Regions from separate parts of the Homo sapiens genome. Here region 1 is linked to region 2. A link is a loop called in an ENCODE intact Hi-C map of the cell type or tissue named here. Cell type or tissue: IMR-90. All regions are shown on one strand. Links, peaks and the distances in the headings refer to the core of each region. The heading gives the core; the rest is flanking DNA. Region 1 has its middle 19 kb from the start of SFTPD. Region 2 has its middle 27 kb from the start of PPIF.

What was found. Peaks named below come from ENCODE experiments on the same cell type or tissue, not always from the same donor. Only the 100,000 strongest peaks of a DNase experiment are listed, where the experiment ranks them.
Region 1: a loop joins it to region 2, with 19 times the contacts of the local background. A loop is called at or near these places in 9 of 110 quality-filtered maps.

The regions. Positions count from the first base shown.
Region 1 is chr10:79,925,904-79,935,106 of GRCh38, forward strand. It overlaps the pseudogene BMS1P21. Among named protein-coding and RNA genes, the nearest start is that of SFTPD, 19 kb to the right of the region's middle. In IMR-90, for the core only: a CTCF peak has its summit at 3,692 (motif pointing left); no DNase peak of the experiment used is centred there; H3K27me3 peaks cover 1,533 bases.
Region 2 is chr10:79,369,605-79,378,807 of GRCh38, forward strand. No RefSeq gene overlaps it. Among named protein-coding and RNA genes, the nearest start is that of PPIF, 27 kb to the left of the region's middle. RefSeq lists cis regulatory regions at 4,767-5,267, 4,770-5,554 and an enhancer at 6,109-6,645. In IMR-90, for the core only: a CTCF peak has its summit at 5,155 (motif pointing right); DNase peaks (open chromatin) are centred at 5,187 and 6,307; H3K27ac peaks cover 151 bases.

The DNA of each region.
Region 1 (9,203 bases), core at 473-8,472, 560 kb after region 2:
TGAGGACAGGCAGCTTCCTTTATTAAGGAACAGACAATGATTGACATCTCTTGCACAGGGAACCCAGTGAAGCCACACACTCCACGGACAGGCCTGAGGAGCCCCAGGCAGCTCATTCCCCTGAGACTGCAGGAGTGGGGATGACTGTGAGCAACCTCTTGAGCCCTGCCGTTTGTTCGAATGGAGGAGATGTCTCTGCCATTCATTTCTCACGTTGGTTTTTGGACCGCAGAGCTGAAAGACATCTCCTAGCTGCAGTCTTCCTTTGCTGCCTCTTGCATGGAGTAAGAACCTGAAGGCCATGCTCAGAGCATTCCTGGAAGGGAAGCTGGTGTTCAGAACTCTGTGCAGCCTGGGCTCTGGCTCTGGGCCATGCCCAGGGGAGAAGAAGGCCTCGGTCTCTGTGCACTATGTTAGGGCCGAAGGAGAAATGGCTTGGTGGATGGGAAGTTCAGATTTTGGGAGCAGGAGACAGGGGTTTCAGGTTAGCTCCCTGACTAATGTACTCAGTGGCATGTCGGTTTCCTGGGCCTCCATTTCCCTATCTATAAATAGGTCACTAAAGACTTCTTTCCTCTAAAACTTAATGAATCAATTGTCACACACAAGTCCAGAGTGTAGGAGCCAATTCAGGAGCAAAGTGGCAGGATCTGAGTTTTTGTGTGTGTGTTATTTTGTAGAGATAAGGTTTCACCATGTTGTCCAGGCTGGTCTCGAACTCCTGAGCCCAGGAGATCCCCCCACCTAGGCCTCCCAAAGTGGTGAGATTACAGGTATGAGCTACTGTGCCCGGCCCTGTTTTCAGTTTTTGTTTCCTGGCAATTCTGTCCAAAGTAATTGTGGGCTAAATATCAGCTACTTCTGAATTCTACAAAAGACAGTCTGGGTAAATTAGAATGACAAATATACCTTGGCCTCAAGGTGGGAACTTCGGATTTAAATTATGTCTGCAGAAGTAGAGACACAGCAAGTATAATCACAATTTGCCTCCTGTGTCTGAATGAAAACAGCTACCAAAGCCTGTGACACTCGAGGCTCAGGCTCCTGCCTGGGTCTGAATCCTGGAATTGTAGGGCCTTGTGCCTGCAGGACACTGTTTTCTCAGAGTCCTACAGCTCTGCTGCTTCACTTTATCCATGTCCAAGCCAGAAGATGGGGAATGGGGTACCAGCTGAGGGCCCAGTGTTCATATCTTTCAAATCTTCTTCCTGCTGGTGCCAGCCAGCCTCCCTTCTCTGTGGCTGTCAGAGGGGGACCAGTGCCAGGGGTCACAGTCAGTCCCTGGACTTGCCCTCTGTGTCACAGCAGAGCCTCTGACCTGGAAGGCTGTTTGCTTGTCATTATGTAACTGGTCTGTGCTTTTGAGCCTGCCAAAGCTCAGGGTTTTTCCATTCTGGAAAGGGATTGGTTGCTATCAGAGGGCCTGGGCTGGAGATGCCGGGAAGTAGATTTTATAAAACGATGTTGTCCTGGTAACCCTGAGTGGCTGATGGGCTGCTGGGAAGAGGGGAGGAGATCAGGGCAGTGGGCCATCTGGGAAAGGGTGCTTACAACCCTGGTGGCCACTGTGTGAGGAATAGACAGTGTCCCCAACTATGAACCTGTGGTTTGTCCAGCAAACACAGGTGTATGTTTCAAAAAAGCTGGGGGCAAGCAGCCATTCATTAACCAAGCAAATGCCTTGGGTGAGGCTAGCCATTGCCAACCCACAGCCCAGCCTGCCCTGCCCTGGCTTATGCTTGTGCCACCTTGTACCTCTCTTCTGAGTAGTGACCAGCAGAATTGACTGGAATGCTTGACAAAATCATAGGCTCTTGGCCTCATTCTGGACCCAGTGAGTGAAAACCTCAGAAATCTGTCATCTTCATGGGTTCCTCAGGTGAACCGGATGTTTGGCCAGTTTTGAAACCACTGCCCCAAGAAATGCAGACACCACAGTGGCTTTCTGCCTGCCTCTCACCGTACAGTGCAGCCCTGGAGCCTGGAAGCCAGCATTTTCCCATTCCTTACAGGCCCCTCATGAGGTGAAGGGAGTGCTGCTTAACTGTATAGTGTCAGACCCCAAATAATCTCCCTCAACGGACCAGCGCCCCGCTAGTGAAAACCAACTGCAGACCTAAACCTTCCCTATTTCCAGGGTTTCACTGCTTCCTGTGACTTTAGGGAGGAGGTCTGAGGTTGAGACAGCTCTGAGGAGCTTCAGAGCACGTGAGGCACTGGATGCGTGAGACCTTGAGGGGGGAATTGTGTGCACATGGGCTTGGGGCTGTTTGTGTGTATTGTTGTACATGTGTGAGTGTGTGTTGAGTGCTTGTATGGAAACCAGCAATCCAGTATGGAAACCAGAACCCAGTGCTTGATGTTCTCAGCATCCTGCCACTGGCGGGGGCTCAGCCCCTACCTCCCCAGCCTGTCTCCAGGTTTACCTCTGCCTACTCCCCACTGAAGAACATTGGCTCGGGCTGACCCCGGAGACTCTGGGTGAGGAGTTGAGGTGCTTGGTCATGGACAAAAGGTCCTCTGTAAGGGGTCCTAAGCTGTGTTCTAGGACACCGGGGGGTCCACAGAGATTGAGCACTAATATGATCCTCTTCCCCTGCCAGGTCTTGGATTGTATGTCACCATTCCCCCCACCACCCGAGTCCCTACCTGACCACTGAAGCTAAGGTTGCTCCAACCCCAGTCACCATTACAACACTCCATTTTATTTTCTTCTAAGAATTATGGTTATCTGATATCATCTTGGCTATCTGCTTAAGTTATGTCAGTGTTGCAAAGTCATTAAGAATAAGGAATCTAGCTGGGGTCAGTGGCTCACGCCTGTAACCCCAGCACTTTGGGAGGCTGAAGGGGGCAGATCATCTGAGCTCAGGAGTTCAAGACCAGCCTGGGCAACACAGCCAAACCCCACCTCTAAAAATACAAAAAATTAGGCGGGCATGTTGGCGCATGACTGTAATCCCACCTACTCAGGAGGCTGAGGCAGGAGGATTATTTGAGCCCAGGAAGCAGAGGTTGCAGTGAGCAGAGATCGTGCCATTGTGCCCCAGTCAGGGCAATGGAGTGAGACTCTGTCTCAAAAAAAAATAAAATAAAATAATAAAAATAAAAATAAAAATAAAAAGAGTAAGGATTCTGGAGTCAGACTGCCTGGATTCAAATCCTGGTTCTACCAGTTTGCACCTGTGTGACCTGGGCAAGTCACATAATACACTCTCTGTGTGTTAGTTCCCGTCTTGGTAAAATTGGGATCATGACAGTGTCCACCTCAGAGGGTTGTTGAAGGAATAGATGAACTGATATAAGCAAGGCAATTAGGACAGCACTGGCCTGCAATAAATGCCATGCAAACATTAGTCCCTGCTGTTGTTATTAGTACAAGACCATATCACTCACTTCTGCAGTCCCACTGCCTTGAAAAGGGCTGGGAACCACATACACACTCAATAACTGTTGAATGAATAAGTGAATGAATAATGAATGAATGAATCTGAGTCCTCCACCAAAATGTGTGACCCAATTCCCTTCTCTGGAGCTTAACTCAGCTCTAAGCTGGATCCAAGAGAGAAACAGCAAAACTCATTTTGGAATATGGTTACGGACACAGCCTCCTTTCTCTGATAATTGAGTATCCCTGGCCCCGGCAGCAGTGGCCATGTGCAGCTGGTGCTGTGGCCTCGTGCTGCCCCCTGCTGGTTGCCTCCAAGACAAGGCCAGCAAACCCAGAGAGACTCAAGCCCAGCCAGGTGAGTGGTGGGATCACATGAGCACCTTGTCTGCAACTTCGGATGCTCCCGCTTTCCTCCTCTCGACGATTGTCCTGGTTGCTTTGCTCACTGGGGTTGTGCCCCCACCCTGCAGGGCCAGGGCCAGACGCACGCTCCTACTGCGTGACCGCAGGTCTTCAGCATGCTGGATCCCGACAGCCCTCAGTGCACAGCAAGCCCCGGGGACTGGCGGGATGCTCTGCTCCTTGTCTATACATCTGTCTCCTTTCCAAGCCTAGAATGTGATCTCTTTAGGGCAGGACCCACAGGCCACCCCCACACTCTCCTTGCCTGCCCCTCCACAGGTCTCTGTGGCCGAGGCAATTTCAGAATCCCCTCAAGACAGGACTTTGCTGCTGCTCTTGCCCGAGCCCTGTCGGGGCTGGATTTGTGGGCTTCTCTCTGGGTTCCCTTTGCGGACTTTTTGGGTATCTCTCTCAAATGCAGTCACTTTTTTCTTTCCTCAGCATCAGCAGGGAAAGAATCTGGACTTTTCTCTGAATCAGGTTCTTTTGGAGAACACTACTAAGTATATGCTTGTGATTTTCGTGTGATGACCTCGCGTCATTTCAAAAGGACAAAGGGGTTCAGGCTGGGAACCTGTAACTCAGGACAGTTTAGGGACTCTGCCTGGGACCCATCAGGCCACCAGCAGAGGGTCCGGTGCACAGATGGATGGTGGGGATCTCCTAGGGGATCTCAAATGGAAATGACATTGTTGTTCCGCCAGCTTCTACACTGTTCTTGTTTCTTGTTCTTGGGCTTCCTGGGAAGTCAGCTGGTGGAAGCACAGGATTCTTGCAGAAGTCCCTGAAGGTGCCTTCACTGGGTGCATGATGAAGCTGGGGGCAACCCCCTTGTTGGGTACCCTATGGACCTGCAGGGCAGTGCCCTCTTAAGCCAAGGATGACAAACATTAGCACACATACTTACCCTCTCCTCCCCGATATCTGTGCCAGATGCAACTAATCAACGATCTCCTACACAGCCTGGAAAAGATCCTGAAAGCCATTTAACCCCACAGTCATTACCAAGGGATGTGAGATGGTGTGGGGAAAAAGACTCATTGTCCAGCCCTCCAGCCCTGCCCAGAGCTCCTGATGTGTCCAGCTTCCTATCCCCATGAGAATCTATGACCTTGACAATTACAGAAGTACCACCAAAAGCCATATGCCGAGTTGCATGTGAGACCCTTTTCCCCAGTGAGAGCATCCTCTGGAGACCTCACCTTGCCCAGCAGTGCTGACCCTTTCCTGTGCTGTCTGCAAGCAGTTCCTGGGTGGTCATCTCTCCTACACTGATGGGATCTGGTTCCCAAGCACCCCAAGGGCAGGAATCAGAAAAGGTCATGAACATTTTGGATTCACTATGTGAAAAGGGTCTGGGGAGTCCAGAGGTAGAAGCTCCCAACCATGGCTGAGATGGAGGGGAAGGTGATGAGACATGGTTTAACATCACACTCACTGTTATATGGTCGTGCTTGCCTAATGCACCAAGATTATGAGCTAAATTCCACATCAGATAAAAAGCAGTGCCGCTTTCCTCCTCAGCCAGGGAGATGTAAACCACCTGGAGCTTCAGGGCAAGGAGTGTAAAATCTGACCCCAAGCCACAGAGCAAAAGCAAGGGAAGGATGGGAAGGGATGCCAAATTCCCTGAGTTCTTGCTGCTTTCAATTCTGATCAATGCCTAAAAGGAAGTGAATATGTTATCTCAAAATTCTTTTTATCTTTTTTGTATCTCTGCTCCTTTCTTATCGCTACTACATATGTTGGCTTTTTTTTTTCTTATACAGATTTATCAACATGTATTTGTCTAATTCAACTCTTAAAAAGTCTAGTTTCTGAGATAATTTGTCATATCTATTATTGCTTTTTGTCGTTGTCAACACAGGGTCTTGCTCTGTCTTCCATGCTGAAGTGCGGTGTCACAATCATGGCTCACTGCAGCCTCGACTTCCTGGGCTCAAGTGATCCTCCTGCCTCAGCCTCACAAGTATCTGGGACTTCAGGTGCACGCCACCACACCTGGCTAATATTTATTTATTTATTATAGAGACAGGATCTCCGTATGTTGTCCAGGCTGGTCTTTAACTCCTGACCTCAAGTGATCCTCCCCAATCAGCCTCCCAAAGTGCTGGGATAACAGGTATGAGCCACCATGCCCAACTTATTTCTATTATTGTCATTTGTTTTATATTTCATTAATTTCACTTTTATATTTATTTGTTTTGTCCTTTTTTTGTTGTTTTAAAAATTTGTTTTAAGAAGATGAACACTTAGTTCAACTATTTTCAGTCCATGTTTTTTTATTTTTAAAATTTTAGTAATGAAAGCAAAGTTACTTATTTCCTCTGAGTATAGCTGTAACTCTATCTCATAGATTTTGGGATACATATTACTGTTTCATTAAGGTTTAAAAATTACTACTAAGATTATGCATTTTTCACGTATCAGTACTATTGGCCATTAGTATTTCTTCCTTTATGAATTTCCTCTTCTCATTCTTATGCCATTTTCCTATTTAGATATTCATTATTTTCTTATTGATTTATCTGTTGTGTACATTGCAAATACATAACCACTTTTCTTTTACATTGTGTTTTACTTTTCAGTAGAAAAGTTTTACGTATTTCTTATGTAGTCAGATATATCAATATTATCACTTTGGGTTCCCCTGTCTGATAACATTCTTAGATAGCTCTTTTTCCTTCCAAGACTACATAAATTGTTACTTATATTTTCTTCTAATTTTAATTTGTATATGTAATAAAATAATCTGATTTTACACTTCCTCTAAATGTTTATTTAACCCAGAATGATTCATTGGTAAGTCATTGTTTTCCTATGATTTTGGCATTCTCTCTTTATCATGCATATAGAACACATACGTGTATATATACATACTTGAGCCCATTTTTAGCCTTTCTATTCTTCTTCATTGTTCTATTTCTGTGTCATTAATATACAACTTCAATTATGCTAGTTTTATAAAACCCTCTAACATAGATGGGTCAAGTTCATCCTAGTTATCCTATTTTAAGCAATTTTCCTAACCCTTGAGAGTCATTCTTTCATAAGAGCTTTAGAATCACTTCATGAAGTCCTCACACCTTCCTCCACTCCCTCTTTTCTTTCCTGTGAACATTGTATAGGGGTACAGTAAGTGTCTAGGTTCTCTGCGGGATCCCCATCCCTCTCATCCTCTCTCTGTTCTCTCAGGCCGTCTCTCTAGCTGGGGGCCAAGCATCCCCTTCCTGCCCTGATCCTTCCCTCTGGTCACAGAATGCGTTTGCTTGGCCTGAAGTTGTCATCAGAACTTTCAGCCCTGGCCTGGCCCCAGGCACTTACGCTTCAAATGAAGTATTAAGGGAATTAAAAAATAAATATGTACAAGGGCTGGCAATGAGGCCACTCTGCAATTTCCTCAGATCAAAGGGCCTAGAGACATCTTAAAAACACTTTATTCAACCCTACAAACAGGACTTACATAAGGACCATTCTGCTCAGGCAGGGTGCTGCTAAGTCCCTCTCTGTGGCTCAAAGGTGTTTCAGCCAGGTAGTCTGAGATTGCCTACAGACTCTTAAGTAAATAGAGGGCAAACATGTTAATATTCAAATGTATCCAGGAAGGATGGGTGCTGCAGTAACAACCCCCAAATATCACTCAGAGTACAAGTCCATTGCCTAGATCCAGGCAGTTGCTTTCCATGCATCTGCTCAGGTTCCAGAATGTTTGATTGTACAACAACTTTATTATTATTATTATTATTATTATTATTATTATTGAGACAGGGTCTCACTCTGTCGCCTAGGCTGGAGTGCAGTGGCGCAATCTCTGCCCACTGCAACCTCCACCTCACGGGTTCAAGTGATTCTCCCTTCTCAGCTTCCCAAGTAGCTGGGATTACAGGCACGTGCCAGCACTCCCAACTAATTTTTGTATTTTTAGGAGAGACAGGGTTTTGCCCATGTTGGTCAGGCTGGTCTTGAACTCCTGACCTCAAAGTGATCCAGCCGCCTCGGCCTCCCAAAGTGCTGGGATTATAGACGTGAGCCACCGCACCTGGCCTTGTACAAGAACTTTATATCTACCAATCTGTCTATAATCACAGAAGACATGGCAGCAGACGAGAGGGCATTTTAGAAATGTATACCCACTCTTTTCTGCTTCTCCCCAGGAGTGACCCACATCACAGGTTCATGCCTGCCTTCAAAAGTCCTCTCAGTGAAAGATTGGCGAGAAACAGTAAAACCTACCATAAGATGCCAGGCCTGCTGTTAGCCATAGAGAGGTCTAATAGTCACAGGCAATTAGAGTGGACAGTAATGAAGACTGCTTTGATCTCTGAGTGGCTTGGTAATTGCACAAAGAGAGGTCTCTTCTCTATTCTCATGGTTAAAACTCTTATCATCCGTCCATTCATTCTAAATCCACTTGTTGAGCACCGCTATTGTCCATTGCCAGAACAATCCTGCAGCTTACTCATCTTGTTATGTTAGGGAAGTGCAGGATCACGAGGGCATGACTAGCCATGTCAATCTTTGTATCCAATGCCTGGATAAATATTTGACATACAGATTAAGACTGCATTTCTCTAATAGATAACTAGTTTCTTTGCTCTAGGTAGGTAACTTGAAAATGTCAAGCACATCATTAAACTTGAATTTTAAGGTGAACATCTGGAAAGGAAGAGTGGTTGAGAATGCCCTGAACTTACGCCACTCAAGTTTCAGTGATGTGTATCAAGGGGATTCAGAACATAGACAGGATCCTAGAAAAGCAAACGTCAGAGGGCTCCACATCAGCTGCTCATTATGGAATGTGGACTGGGTTGGTGACAGAAGGTTGAAAACCAGGATGAGACTTGAGAGTGTACTTTTTAACTGAACAGGGGTTTCTCTATGAAACTGCTGTGAAAGTCCCCGCTTCAGACATGGATGGGTCCCAGCCTGCTCTCATGGTGTCCATGGTGAGAGTCACAACATCACCTGAGAGTGCAAATCACTTGACACACAGGCTACTAAACAAGGGACCCTGACTGCTACAGTTAAGGTGGGGCAGACACTGAGATCTGTGTTGACCTTGGCCCATGTGTGTTAGTGCAGGGGAGACCTCTGTGCTCAGGAACTGGTTAGGACCTGAATTTCTGAAATAACTGCTTCAGTCCCCTATTCCAATCAGCCTGTGCCTACAGATCTCAAATGGCCCTCCCTGCTTGTTCTCTGTGCTGGAGAGCAAACCAGACCCCTGTGGCCCATGGCACTGATGGATCTGAAGCTTCTTCTTGGGGTTTGAAGTATCCACATTCCAGGCCTTCAACATCATAGGAGATTTTTTTCTCTCCACACACTTCAACTACGCTGACTTTTCCCTTAGCAAGAAGTAGGTTTGGCTTAAGTATTGGGGTAGGTAGTGGTCACTTTCAGGGGGTCT
Region 2 (9,203 bases), core at 675-8,674:
GTTTGTTTGTTTGTTTGTTCATTTTTTCAGATGGAGTTTCACTCTTTTTGCTCAGACTGGAGTGCAATGGTATGATCTCAGCTCACTGCAACAACCTCTGCCTCCCAGGCTCAAGTAATTCTCCTGCCTCAGCCTCCTGAGTAGCTGGGATTACAGGCACACATCAGCATGCCTGGCTAATTTTGTATTTATAGTAGAGACAGGGGTTTCACCATGTTGGCCAGGCTGGTCTCAAACTCCTGACCTCAGGTAATCCACCCGCCTCGGCCTTCCAAAGTGCTGGGATTACAGGCATGAGCCACTGCACCCGGCCTGGGATCTCATTGTTTTTCATCAATGCCCTTTCACATGAAAAACTTTGTGAAAAACTTGGTGAAACTGTGAATTGAAATGATGTTGTAATTTAGCAACCTATGTGGTAAAATTTTTGTTTGATTTTAAGTGCTATTAGCCTAGTGCCTACAAGAAATAAGATAATCTTTTAGAGTTATCATGGAAGCTTTCTGGTTCTCAGGCTGTAATATAACCAGAAACTTTCTGGTTCTCTGGTTTATGCCAAGAATTAAAGAACACAAGTTCTAAATTTTCTTTTGGTAAGCAATCAAGCGTCCTCAAAAGAATTTTCCCCACATCCCAGTCTTTATGGTCATGATTACTACTGTAATGGTCAAGTGCTGCTGTCACCTGGTCTCCCAAGGCACATGCTTCTCTTGTCACTTAATTACAGGTGACAGCATAATTAATTGTGATGTCACTGCATGCCATGGATTACTAACATACCATTTCCCACTGGTAGACATGTTGGAGTCCAAAAGCACAGCAAAATGCATCTCCAAATCTTATCTTGGTGGGGTTATCTTCTGGGACCACTTCTGGTATCAATTCCATATAGTCAGAGTCCAAACAGGAGACAGAAACAACACAGTAGTTTTAACAGGGAATATGTAAAAAAAATTATTAATTATAACAGGAGTTTACCAACTAAAGGAAAAAGAGAATACTGAAGACTAAAGTACTATGACCCTGCCACATCCCCCTCTCCGAGAAACACCCAAGAATGATCAATACATACTATTTAAAAAAAAAAAAGACTAAAGTATTTCTCCAGTGCCCTGTACTGATAAAGCTTCATATAATTCCAGATGGCAAGGGAGAACAGTTACAGTATTACAAACAGGACAATGTAGGGAGGACTTAGAACTAAGAGACAATGGACTGATAATGGTGCATTGAGCATTGCTTTCTTATCAAATCTGACAATCTCTGCCATTCAATTAAATGTTTATCACTTATATTTAATGTAATTCTCAATATAGTTAAATTTAAACCAACCATCTTGCTATTTATTTTGTTTGTCCCATCTGCCTTTTGTTCTCTGCTTGCCTTTTTTTGGATTGAGGTTTTTCTCCAAATTGATTTCATTTTTATCACCATTATTGGCTATTTGTTTATATATATGTATAAAATGACAAGTGTTGATGAGGATGTGGAGAAACGAACCCTCATACATTGTTGGTGGAAATGTAAAATGTCACAGCTATATATACATATATATAATATATATTTATATATATAAATATATGTTATATATATAAATATATATTTAAGAGCTGGGGTCTCACTCTGTAACCCAGGCAGTAGCACAATCATAGTTCACTGCCATCTTGAACTTCTAGCCTGAAGAAATCCTCTTGCCTTAGCCTCTCAAAGTGTTGGAATTACAAATGTGAGCCACCATGCTCAGCCTAATTATTCAGTCTATATTTTTAGTGGTTTCCCTAGGATTTACTATATATTGTTTAACTTATCAAAGACTAACTGCAAATAGTATTATACCACCTTACGTATTATGTATATATTGCTGAATCAAATGATTAGGTTTAACTTTTTTAGGAATTGCCAAACTGTTTTCCAAAATGGCTGTGACACTTTACATTTCCACCAACAATGTATGAGGGTTCCAGTTTCTCCACATCCTCATCAACACTTGATATTATCTTTTTTTATTCTTGCCATCCTAGTGAGTGTGAAGTGCTACTTCATTTATTTCTGACTTGCATTTCTCTGATGATTAATGAGGTTGAGCATCTTCTCATGTACTTATTGGTCAGTTGTATATTTTCCTTGGAGATGAGTCTGTTCAGATCCTTTGACTTTTTTAACTGGGCTATTTGTGTTTGTACTTTTGAGTTGCCAGAACTCTTTATATATTCTAAATACAAGTTCCTTATCAGATATGTGATTTTCATATACATTCTCTCATTATGTAGGGTGTTTCTTCACTGTCTTGATGGTGTCCCTTGAAGCACAAAAATTTTAAATTTGGATGAAGTCCAATTTATTTTTTGTTTTCAAAAGCACTTTAGGCTTCCACACACTATTTCAAAAATAAAATAAAATAAAAGTTCCTTTGTGGAGAGATTTGGATATCTTTCTCTTATGGATTGTTTCTCTTTCTGATGAGCCAGTATTCTGGGGACTGGGCAGGGTGGTAGCCTCTGATATTCTTGGCTTTCCTCTCCTAGCATAGAACCTGTGCTCTATGAGTGAGCTGGAGCAAGATTTGGGGTCCCAGTGTTTTTGGCCTTCTGAATCTGGGATGGAGCCACTATTCTATGGGTTAGGGCTGGGTGTAGAAAGAAACCCCCCACTTCTCAGCTGCACTCATCCAGAATTTAGCTTCTTTAACTTGGAGTTGGGAGAGATGGGCAAAATGTTATTGGTCTGCCTCTCCCACTAATATGTGAAAATACTTGATTGGGAAGTGAGGGGAGAGGGAGCCTTGTCTTTTTGGCCACCCTCACCTTATGAGAAGATTCCATTAAGCTGAGCTGAAGGTGAAGGAAAAGGGAATAGTTATGTGTCAAATGCCATAGACCTGCTGTTCTTATTGAGTTAGTTTTAGTGACGTCCCCACATACTATCTTTATAGTCATGATTACTGTTATGGTCAAGGGCTGCTTTTGCTCCTGGCCGGGAGATGAGCTCAAAGGTGAGCCAGGCCGAGGAGATGCCCCAAGGCAGAGTGGGAGCCTGACTTTCTTCATTTGCTCTATATCCTTAGGACAATTTCCAGAGACTTTAAAGGTTAATTTTTAAAAAGCAGTTTTCACCAACATTGCTTGTTTCACAGGCAAGTGGGCTCATGGAACTCTTCACATTGCCTCCAAGAAGTGGAACTCTTCACTTTTTTACTTTTAAGTTATTTGTATCTTTATGTTTCAAGTTGAATCTATTAAAAGGAATAACCTTAGACAAGTTAAATTTAACAGTTTAATTGAGCAAAGAGTGATTCATGGATCAGACAGTTTTTGGAACCAGAACAGGCTCTAAGAACTCCAGCCTGAAGTGTGGTGGGATACCCACATTCCCCTCCCAAGAGAAAGCAGCCAGGCCAGGTGCCCTCAGAGAGCGCCAGAGGAGGAAGGCGGGTCTGGCCTCAGCCTTCTTCTCAGTTTCAGTCTCCCCGACCAGGCCCTCCCAGGTCTAAGCAGGAGAATCTCAGACTGTTCCTCCCCACAATTGTGCAAGTGCTTACTGGACCCCATGCCCAAGAGAGCTGTGTGGTCCCCCATGCCCCTTTCTAGCACTAGCCTAATAAATTGTATTGATGACCCCAGGGCAGCCTGTAGGCTCTATCAACTCAACATGGAATAATCGACTTGGGAGCTTGTCAGAGCGAAGGATTCGAGATGGAGCCCAATGCCTGAGTTTGATACATTGGGACTGAGGCCTGGAAGATCACAAGGATGTGATCAAAGATAACAAGAATAGGAAGACAAATAGAAAAAATAGAAAGACAAATGCCACATGATCTCACTCATTTGCGGACTTTAAAAAGCTGATGTCATAGAAGTAGAGAGTATAATAGTGGTTACTATGTGCTGGGGAAGGAAGGCGGGATGGGGGAGATTGGCCAACAGGTACCAAATTACAGTTAGATAGGAGGAATCAGTTCTGGTCTTTTCTTGCACAGTAGCATGACTGTAGCTAAGGACATTGTATTGCATATTTCAAAATAACTGGAAGAGAGGGTTTTCAGTGTTCTCACTACAAAGAAATGATAAATGTTTGAGGTGATGAATAAGCTTATCACCCTGATTTGATCATTACGCAATGTACGCATGTATCAAAACATCATACTGTGTCCCATAAATATGCATCGTTAAGAGTCATTTAAAAATAAAAAAAATTTTAAACCCAGTGGCCTGAGATCTGAGTCAAACCCTGGCTCTCCTGACTCCAGATCTTCCCACTGTACCAAACAGAAAGGTGATTAAGAAAAAAGATTGGTCAGGCACAGTGGCTCATGCCTGTAATCCCAGCACTTTGGGAGGCCCAGGCAAGAGGATCACTTAATTCCAGGAGTTCAGGACTCGCCTGGGCAACACAGTGAAACCCTGCCTCTACAAAAAATACAGAAATTAGCTCAGCATAGTAGTGTGTGCCTGTAGTCCCAGCTATTCCAGAGGCTGAGGAGGTAGGATTGCTTGAGCTCAGGAGGTTGAGGCTGCCATGAGCTGTGGTAAAGATTGTGCCACATGTGCACCCCAGCCTGGGCAACAGAGTGAGACTCTGTCTCATAAAGAAGAAAAGAAAAAAGATTGACTTGTAAAACCAAGAATGCTTCAGACCCTTCAACAGGGAATTGATAAGTATGTTAACCAACAAAGGAATACAGCTATTAGACAAATGAGAAAGGTCTCTCTGTTAACAGGGAAAGATGATGATGATGAGTTGAAGCAGGATATGGAACAGCCTGTCAAGTATAATCCATTAACATACACGTGTACACACACACATACACACACACACACGCACACACACACACAGATTTCTATAAGCAAAAGACTATGGAAGGATATGGCCAAACTCTGGACAGTGCTGGTCTGGGGGATGTTGGGCTACTGGGAGTAGCCCACACTCTGCTTACTGTCTTTGTTTCCATTTCACATTGTGCAGGCATTGTTTTTATAACCAAGGGCGAAAAACACAATCTTGCCACTTGGCAGGTGCATGAGGCCCAGGTATCCCTGTACTGGGGAGGTCAGGGTTTACCTGGGACTTGGGAGAAAAAAAAAAATTCCCTTTTGTCCCCTGCACTGGTTCCCTGCCACCTGGAAGTTGCAGTTTTCAGCTTCGGCCACCAGAGGGCAGCAGGGAACCAGCTGATTGCTGCGAGAGGCTGGAACGCTGGAGAATTCTGAGCTGGCAAGTTTGTTGGGGTGGGGCAGGCAGACCCAGTTTGAAGCAGCCTCCACCATTGTGCGGGGCTGTGGTCAGGTTCCCAGGGAGAGGATGACCAATTACATGCTGAGCAAGGGTCCTTTGCCTCAGCACAATGGGGAAACTGAGGCAGAAGGCCAGTTGGAACTGGACTAATAGGCTGTGGCTGCCTGGGGAGGGGAGATGAATGTCCCACAGGCCAGAGAGAGTCAAGAAACCCAAGTCCCTCCCTGGGGCTTCTCTTTGTCATCTTGTCAGGGTGAAGGTTCCAGAAAGCATGGCTCAAGGGCTAACAAGTGGAGGCAGAGACAGAGGGAATCATGGGGCCCATTTAGAGGTAGCACAGGCTGAAGTGGCCATAACCCTCCATGACCAGAGCAGTAGTTAACAATTCCTGAGCACACCTCATGTGCCAAGGGCTTAGCCATTGTATCTCAACTAATCTCAACGGTGACCTCGGGTAGGTAGAAGGGTATTAGTATCTCCATTTTACAAGGGAGGAAACTGAGACTCAGAGAGGGAAGGTGGCTTGCTTAAGATGGCGGCTGATAAGTAGTGATGTTGTCACTCAGGGTCCAGCCCCTCTGGCCCCAGAGTTCTTGCCCAGGATAAGAGTGCAGAGGGAGATGGAGTTCCAGGCAGGCACCATGGTCCTGGACTTACAAGGCAGGACTTGGACCCCGGGTTGCCCCACCATCTGCAGGAGCTGAGTGTGGAGGGTTGTGGGGCCCCTGCTAGTGACCAGGGAGAGGATGGGGGTTGTTGAGAAGATGGTAGAGGGGAATCTCAGCTCCCAGCTTTGAGTGCTTCTGGGATGGGGCATGGGGAGGGTAACTGGCCTCAGTACAGGGCTCCAGGAGGCTGTAGGGCCAGGCATGGAAGGGAAGGAGGAGCAAGTGTCCAGGGAGAGACGGCACAGGGGCCTGGCCTGGCTCGATCACGCTGGACACAGTGGGAACAGGAGCAGAGCTGCCCCCACCCCCAGGAGCTCCTGAGAACTTAGTAAGGAAGGAGGTGGAGGGAGGGCTGGGGCTCCCCTGGGTTCTGGCTTCCACATAGGCCTTCAACAACCATGGGGCCGGCCCTAGATGGATCATGACTCAGCTACTACAGGGAGGTAGGCAGGCCAGGTTGGGCAGTGAGGAGAGGCCCAGGACAGACAGAGAGGGCTAAGAGAAGGCTGGTGGCTGCCTGGCTGTCTGGGAGGGCAGTATAACAGCAGGAAGCAGCAGGAGGCAGGGGTTAGGCCTGGGCCTGAAATGCCCCTGGTGTTAGGGAGTGGAGGGGGAGAGGTTCTGGGAGGGGTCGGGGGGGGACTTTGCTACTTGCTACCTCTATGATCTTGGACAAGTCACTTGACCTCTCTGAACCTCGGCTTCCCCATCTGTAAAATGGGAATCCTTATAGTACCCACCTCCCAGGGCTGTTACAAGGACCAAAACTGATGTGTGTGAATCACTAGCACCATGGCTGCCATACCAGCTCCTGGCTGGATGTTGGCAGCGACTCTTACACGCTCGTTTACTCCACATTGAACCTGACCGTGTGCCAGGCCACAGTGAGCACTGGAGGTCGGCAGTGAAGCAAGCCCAAGTAGCCCCTCTAGAGGAGGTAGTCAGGACTGTGGAGCATGCTGCGTGGGGTGAAGATGTGGAGGGACCCGGCTCCCACTCTGCCTTGGGGCATCTCCTCGGCCTGGCTCACCTTTAAGCTCACCTCCTGGCCAGGAGCAAAAACAGACACAAATCAGAGAGAGCAGTACAGCAGATCCCAGGTTCTCCTCCGGACCCTATTCCAGATTGTTTAAGAGCAAAGCCCAGACACTGCCTCATTTCACCCGTAAATTCTCCAAAATTTAAGACAGAACATTTTTTACATGATCCCAATGCCATTATGACACCGAACAAAATGCAGATTCTCTCAACTGCGTCAACTGTGAGAATGGACTTTTGCTCACTGTGTGCAAGGCCTGGGTGTGACATTGCCTGCCTACCTGGGGTCCTCAGCCCATGGGAAGGCCTCAGGGCCTGTGGGGAAGGAGATGAGCAGATTCACGTGACATTCGTTACCCTGCTGGGCAGGATCCCCACCCTACTGCAGTGCCCTTCCAGCTGGAGAGGGGCCCCAGGCCCGCTGCCCCCATGGGACTCCTGATGGTCTGTGGCTGTGTGTGTTTGTGGGCTGTGCATGTATGAATATGTGCAGGCTTGAGTGTGCAAATGGGTGTGTATGTGAGGGTGTCAACAGTGTGAGATGTGTATGAGTGCATGTGTGAGATGCATGTGAGTGCGTGTGTGAGATGTGTGTGTGGGTGTGAGATTGTGTGTGCATGTGTGAGTGCACGTGTGAGATGTGAGTGCCTGTGTGAGATGTGTGTGTGAGATGTGTGTGTACGTGTGAGATGTAAGTGCGTGTGTGAGATTTGTGAGTGCATGTGTGAGATGTGTGTGCACGTGTGAGATGTGTGAGTGCATGTGTGAGATGTGTGTGCACATGTGTGTGGGTGTGAGATGTGTGAGTGCAGGTGTGAGATGTGAGTGCGTGTGTGAGATGTGTGTGCACGTGAGATGTGTGAGGGTGTGCATGTGAGATGTGTGTGAGTGCACTGCAAGATGTGTGTGTGCATGTGGGAGATGTGAGTGCGTGTGTGAGGTGTGTGCACATGAGATGTGTGAGGGTGTGCATGTGAGGTGTGAGTGCACATGTGAGGTGTGTGGGTGTGCATATGAGGTGTGAGGATGCATGTGTGAGATGTGTGAGGGTGTGCGTGTGAGGTGTGTGGGTGTGCATGTGAGATATGAGTGCACGTGTGAGAAGTGAGTGCACATGTGAGATGTGTGAGGGTACACGTGTGAGATGTGTGTGGGTGCGCATGTGAGATGTGAGTGCGCATGTGAGTTGTGTGAGGGTGCGTGTGAGATGTGTGCATGCGTGTGTGAGATGTGAGGGTGCGTGTGTGATGTGTGGGTGCACGTGTGAGATGTAAGAGGGTGCATGTGTGAGATGTGTGAGGGTGCACATGTGAGATATGTATGTGGGTGCGTGAGTTGTGTATGAGTGCGCGTGTGAGATGTGTGTGAGTGCGCGTGTGACATTTGAGGGTGCGAATGTGAGATGTGTGAGGGTGCACGTGTGAGATGAGGGTCTGTGTGTGAGATGTGTGAAGGTGCACACGGGAGATGTGTGAGGGTGCGCATGTGAGATGTGTGAGGGTGCACGTGTGAGACGTGTGGGTGCGCGTGTGAGATGTGAGTGCACGTGTGAGATTTGTGGGTGCGTGTGTGAGATTTGTGGGTACACGTGTGATATGTGAGTGTGCGTGTGAGATGTGAGTGCGCATGTGAGATGTGAGGGTGCACATGTGAGATGTGTGAGGATTCACGTGTGAGATGTGAGGGTGCATGTGTGAGATGTGGGTGTGTGAGATGTGTGAGGGTGCACGTGTGCGGTGTGGGTGCGTGTGTGAGATGTGTGAGTGCACGTGTGAGATTTGTGGGTGCACGTGTGAGATGTGTGAGTGCGCATGTGAGATGTGTGGGTGCACGTGCGAGATGTGTGGGTGTGTGAGATGTGTGTATGAGATGTGAATGCATGTGTAAGATGTGTGAGGGAGCACGTGTGAGATGTGTGAGTGCATGTGCGAGATGTGTGGGTGTGTGAGATGTGTGTGAGAGATGTGAGTGCACGTGTGAGATGTGTGGGTGCGTGTGTGAGATGTGTGTGGGTGTGTGTGTGAGATGTGCGAGGATGCGTGTGAGGTGTGTGAGCATGTGAGATGTGAGTGCACTGTGAGATGTGAGGGTGCACGTGTGAGCTGTGTGGGTGTGCACATATGAGATGTGTGAGTGCACGTGTGAGATGTGTGTGGGTGCATGTGTGATGTGTATGGGATGTGAGTGAGCGTGTGAGATGTATGGGTGCACGTGTGAGATGTGTGTGAATGTACGTGTGGATGTGTGAGTGTGCGCATGAAATGT